Regions from separate parts of the Homo sapiens genome. Here region 1 is linked to region 2. The links are chromatin loops, found by intact Hi-C in ENCODE. Cell type or tissue: heart left ventricle. All regions are shown on one strand. Each heading gives the region's core, and the rest is flanking DNA. Links, peaks and the distances in the headings are about the cores only. Region 1 overlaps WDR91 (WD repeat domain 91). Region 2 overlaps BPGM (bisphosphoglycerate mutase).

Region 1 (2,878 bases), core at 379-2,878, 510 kb before region 2:
AACCAGAGGCATACATCAGAATCACCTGGCATGCTGTGTAGAAATCCCCAGGTTGGGCTCTGTCCCCAGGAGACATCCCCAGAGCCTGGGCTGGGGCAAGGCAACTGTATCTTTAGGGGATTCCCAGGGCACATGGGGAAGTTACAGAGGGGAGTTTCTCAGGTGTCTTCCTAGACTTAGGGCTCCCCAGGTGAGCTCCCCCCAGGGACTCCTGAGCCTCACTTCTGACCTGGTGAAAGAAGCTGCCTCTGAGGCTTAGAAGCAGCCTGACCTCTTGGGCAGGGGCAGCTTTATGGCGCTCATTGGGTCCTGGGTGCCTGCCCTTGGCTTCCAGAACAGCTGTCAGCCTGAGTAGAGGGTGAGGGGGCCTCCTGCTGCAGGCAGATTCCTTCTGCAGAGCCCTGGCCAGGATGTGAGTGGCCGTGTCTCATTGCCTCAGACATGCAGCAGCATGAGTGCGCGATGAGCTGGAGGGCCCACTACGGGGAGGTCTACTCTGTGGAGTTCAGCTATGATGAGAACACCGTGTACAGCATCGGCGAGGACGGGAAGGTAGGCGGCTGCAGGATTCAGATAAGAGAGCACCGGGATGACATGTGGGCCGGCTGCAGGTTGTGGCCATACCTGTTACTAGCTCTGCAACCTGGGGCCTCTTTTTGCAGCTTTGTTATCTGTAGAATAGGGATAAACTAGTAATTCGTCTTACAATCTTTGCGAGGTTTTAGTGAATTCAGTGGGAGTTGGCTATCCTTATGAAAGGAAGTACCAAAAATTACTCATCTTACCATAGATGTATCTGTGGGGTCTGGATTTAGGGCTGAGTTTGCTTTGCTGGGCTTGGTAGTGAGTGGTCCCAGGACCACTCATGGATGTGTAGTTTGCTGAGTGGCTGGGTACAGCTTCTTAGATGTGTACAGACCCCAGCAGAGCCCAGAGATGTAAACAAGAAGCCAGAAAAAAAGGAAAAGTACATGCCCCTGGTAGATTCCCTCTGTGGAGGGTTAGGAACTAGGAATAGTGACTGCCTCAGAGGGGGAGCTGGCAGGGGCAGAGATGGGAGAAGGATGCCCTTTCCATGTGTGCCTGCCTGGACTTTTGGGATTGGACACTGTCTATCTTTTTATCCCTTGAAAGGAGTAACTACAAAATAAATTCTTCATTTGAAAAGTTTGGGAAGGGACTTTTACATTAAAGCTCGACTTCCTTGTTATGTGGGATGCTCAGTGAAGAGGTGGTCACAGCCAAGTATCCTGTCCGTAGGGTAGGCTAAGGGATGATGTCTGCTATGATAAGAAGCTGAGTTTATAATGGCATCGCCCAGTGTTCAATTGATTATATGCCTGAAACACTGGAAATATATGTGGACTTTGTCCTCTGTACCTTGTTCCTAGGATAGAAAAATCTAGTTGGGGTCTAACTCTGATAATAATAATAATAATATGTCACTTGAAGCATTCCTCCTGCTTGAGAGACCAGGAATCCAGGCAAAGCCACTTGCTGTCCCTTTTCCTCTCCTAGGGTCAGGCCAGAGAGAAAGAGAAGGGTTGGACTTTAATGTGAGGTTGCTGCCTCTTTTTCTAGATTTTCTTCCCTAAAAAATGCTTAAATCATGTTGACCAGAGATAGGACCTGTAGACCTCTCACCCACTTTTCTGCCTCTGGCACTTGAAAGGCTTTTCAAGGATGTCAGCACTGTGGCTGGGGGAGGCGGGTCGCCCTCGCCAGCCTCTGCTGTGGGGTGGGTCCTGGCTCTTCCTTGAGGCCTGCATTGGCCAGCTCCGCTGCGAGCACCCTGCTTGTGCCCTGTGACTGCAGTTCATCCAGTGGAACATCCACAAGAGTGGCCTCAAGGTATCCGAGTACAGCCTCCCCTCAGATGCCACGGGCCCCTTTGTGCTGTCTGGATACAGCGGCTACAAGCAGGTTCAAGTCCCCAGGGGCCGACTCTTCGCTTTTGACTCGGAGGGAAATTACATGCTGACATGTTCTGCCACAGGCGGCGTCATCTACAAGGTAACTGATGGTTGGGGGTGGGAGGTAGTGGTATTGTGGTGGGCAGGGGTTCCTCCCTGGAGGTCTGGGCCATGGCTACTGAGCGAGGCCCTCTACCCCGAGCTGCATGGCTGTGGAGATGCCTTTGACAAAGGATCGCTGGCTAGCTAGTGCTGGGGTTCAGAGGAGAGCCATGTTTCTGCACTAACTGAAGGCTCCCCTGTGGCCAGCACTGTTCTGGGTGTGGCAGGCTGGCCCCCCGGCAGGAGAGAGCTGCCCGAGGCCCTGCTCTCCTGCAGCTTGCATTCCCCAGTATGGGACATGAACCTTCAACAAATAAGCAGATTCATGAGCACCTGCCAGGTAGTGAGAAGTGATGCTGTAGTGAGAACAACCAGTGTGCGTGCAAGAGGCACCAGCCCACAGCAAGTTCAAGGCAGCTGAGAAAATGCCTTTTTTTAAGGAGCCGCTCAGGGACTTGTTTTCCACTTCAGATGGACCAGCTGTAGTTGGGAAAGTGCAAGCATTTCCTGGTTCAAAAAGTTAAACAGACTTTCTGGAAAGGTGGGCATGTGTGTCTGGCCTCAGGCACATCCTCAGGTAGGCCACTGAAAGTGGATCAAGTGTGTGTAACTGGTGTTTGCTGACACCTCCTCCTCTTTCCTGTCCTCTTGCAGCTGGGTGGCGATGAGAAGGTTCTGGAGAGCTGCTTGAGCCTAGGTGGCCACCGAGCCCCTGTGGTCACCGTGGACTGGAGCACTGCCATGGACTGTGGGACCTGCCTCACCGCCTCCATGGATGGCAAGATCAAGCTGACCACCCTCCTGGCCCATAAAGCCTGATGACTTGCCCCAAGGGCCACCCGAGGAAGCAGTATTATCTGCGG
Region 2 (2,919 bases), core at 181-2,680:
AACCTAGGACTTTATTGTAGAATGACTGAACATTCTACTTCTATTCAACATTGTATTTAAGATCCTAGCTAGGGCAACTAGGCAAGACAATGAAATAAAAGGCACCCAGATTGGAAAGGAAGAAGTAAAACTATCTCTATTTGCAGATGGTATGATCCCACCAAAAACCTGTTAGAACTAATAAACTCAGCAAGGCTGCAGATATAAGAACAATACAGAAAAGGAAATTGGGTTTTTAATACAGTAGCAATAAGCAACATGAAAGATTAAGCAAACAATTCTATTTATAATAACATCAAAAAGAATAAAATGCTAAAAATAAATTTAACCTAAGAAGTACAAAACTATACTCTGACTACTACAACACAGTGTTCAAATGAAAGAAAACCTAAATATGTATTTATGGATTAGAAGACATAACACTGTTAAGAGGGCAATATTTCCTAAATTAACATACAGATTCAATACAATCCTATCAAAAATCTCAATGGACTTTTTTGTATAAATTGACAAACTGATCTTAAAGTTCATATGGAAATCTAAGGTACTCAGAATAGCCAAAACAATCTTGAAAAAGAAGAAATAAACCAAGGGACTCATAGTTCCTGATTTCAAAACTTACTACAAAGCTATAGTAATCAAGATACACACAGATCAATGAAATAGAATTGGGAACCCAAAATAAACCCTCATATTTTTTATCAATTGATTTCCAACAAGTGTGCCAAGACAATGAAATGCAGAAACAATAATCTTTTCAACAAATAGTACTGGGATAACTGTATATCCATATGTGAAAGAATGAAGTTGGACCCCTGACTCATACTTTATATAAAAATTAACTCAAAATGAATCAAAGACTTAGAGTCAAGAGCTAAAATTGTAAAAATTTTTAGAAAAAAAGCCATAGGAGTAAAGTCTTCATCACCTTGAGTTAATTAATGGTTTCTCAGATATGACACCAAAAGCATACACAAGAAAAAAATAAACTGGGTATATAAAAATTAAAAATGTTTGTGCTTCAAAGGACACTATTAAGAACATAAAAAGGCAACCCAGAGAATGGGAGAAAAATTTGTATATCATATATAGTCTAGATACAAGTTCCTTATCAGATATAAGAACTGTCTCCAATAATAAAAAGACAAATGATCAAATTTAAAAATGGGCAAAAGGTTTAAACAGCCATTTCTCCAAAGATATACAAAAGGTCAATAAGTACATAAAAATAGGCTTAATATTACTAGCTATCAAGGAAATGCAAATCAAAACCACAATGAGATACTACTTTGTACCCTCTAGGATGGCAACAATAAAAAGTCAGATTATAAACAAGTGTGAATAAGGATGTGGAGAAACTGGAATCATAATACACTGTAAAATCAGGTATGCAAAAGGCTATAGCCTCTTTCGAAAACAGTCTGGCAATTCCTTTTGTTAAACACAGATCTACCATATGACCCAGCAATTCCACTACTAAGCATATACCCAAGAGAAGTGAAATATGAGTCTATACAAAACTTGTACACAAACCTTCATAGCAGCATTACTCATAATAGTCAAAAAGTGAACACAACACAAATGTCCATTAACTAATGAACAGATAAATTAAATGTGGTATATCCATACAATAGAATATTATTTGGCAATGAAAAGGAATGAAGTACTGAACCAAACCACAACAAGGTTCTTGGATGAATCTTGAAAGCATGATGCTACTAAATAAAAGAAGCCAGTCACAAAGGACCACTTACTGCATAAGTCCATTTACATGAAATGTCCACAACAGGTGAATCTATAGTGACACAAAGTAGATTAGTTGTTGCCCAGGGCTGGGTGGAATAGGGGAGGAACTGGGGGGGTGATAACAGCTAAGGGGCACTGGGTTTCTTTTTAGGGTAGTGAAAATGTTCCAACATTGATTGTGGTAATGGATTTACAATTTTGTGAATACACTAAAAGCCATTTAATTGTATACTTTAAATGGCGAATTGCATAGTATGTGAATTATAACGCAATAAAGATGTTAAAAAATAGTAAACAGGGCTGGGCGCAGTGGCTCATGCCTCTAATCTCAGCACTTTGGGAGGCTGAGGTGGGTGGATCACTTGAGGTCAGGAGTTCAAGACCAGCCTGGGCAACATGGTGAAACCCTGTCTCTACTAAAAATACAAAAATTAGCCAGGCGTGGTGGTGGACGCCTGTAATCCCAGCTACTTGGGAGGCTGAGGCAGGAGAATTGCTTGATCCTGGGAGGTGGAGGTTGCAGTGAACCGAGATTGTGCCATTGCACTCCAGCCTGGGTGACACAGCAAGACTCTGTCTCAATTTAAAAAAAAAAAAAAAAAAAAAAGGAAACAGATCCAGAGTGGTTAAATAAAAACCTGCTCTACTCACAGGACTATTAAGGCAGTAAAAATGGACCTTTTTAAACTACCAAATCCCCAGGATTTAAACCCTGGTCAGGTGACTTATCCATGGTTATTTCCACGACTACTGAGGAGGAGAGAGAAGAATGTTTATATGAATGCTCTGCCCTCGTGAAAGGCTGGGTCCTAAATGGACATCTGCTGATGCCATCCAGTGTTCCCACGACTGGTAAAGGGAATGAATAAGTTTGTCTGATCCCCAGCTAACACACTGCGATTATGATGGGCCATGTTTAGGGGTTGTTGTCTGTGACTTTAGAAACGAGTTCCAGGTCTTCAGCAAGGGGCTTGGGTATACATGGGATTCACTTGTTTGACCATGGCCTCAGATCTAACCGGATCCAACAGGTCCCCTGTTTAATAGCAGCACTCTCAAGTTTGGTCCCTTTTGTGTGGGACCAAATTAAAGAGCCAAATAAACAAAGGCCGCCGTAATATTTCAACTACAAAGGAAGGAGAGTTCAACAAAAATAGAAATGTTTCCAATAAA

The links. Peaks named below come from ENCODE experiments on the same cell type or tissue, not always from the same donor. Only the 100,000 strongest peaks of a DNase experiment are listed, where the experiment ranks them.
Region 1: a loop joins it to region 2, with 2.6 times the contacts of the local background. A loop is called at or near these places in 24 of 110 quality-filtered maps.

The regions. Positions count from the first base shown.
Region 1 is chr7:135,186,107-135,188,984 of GRCh38, reverse strand. WDR91 (WD repeat domain 91) reads left to right here. Exons shown (of 15, transcript NM_014149.4): 13 at 440-552; 14 at 1,816-2,013; 15 at 2,670-2,878. The coding sequence ends at 2,834. Among named protein-coding and RNA genes, the nearest start is that of CYREN, 17 kb to the right of the region's middle. RefSeq lists enhancers at 111-240, 281-500, 1,882-1,931. In heart left ventricle, for the core only: no CTCF peak of the experiment used is centred there; a DNase peak (open chromatin) is centred at 1,914.
Region 2 is chr7:134,673,338-134,676,256 of GRCh38, reverse strand. The region is part of intron 2 of BPGM (bisphosphoglycerate mutase); the gene reads right to left. All of the region lies in intron 1 of LOC124901750 (a long non-coding RNA gene), which reads left to right. Among named protein-coding and RNA genes, the nearest start is that of BPGM, 28 kb to the right of the region's middle. In heart left ventricle, for the core only: no CTCF peak of the experiment used is centred there; no DNase peak of the experiment used is centred there.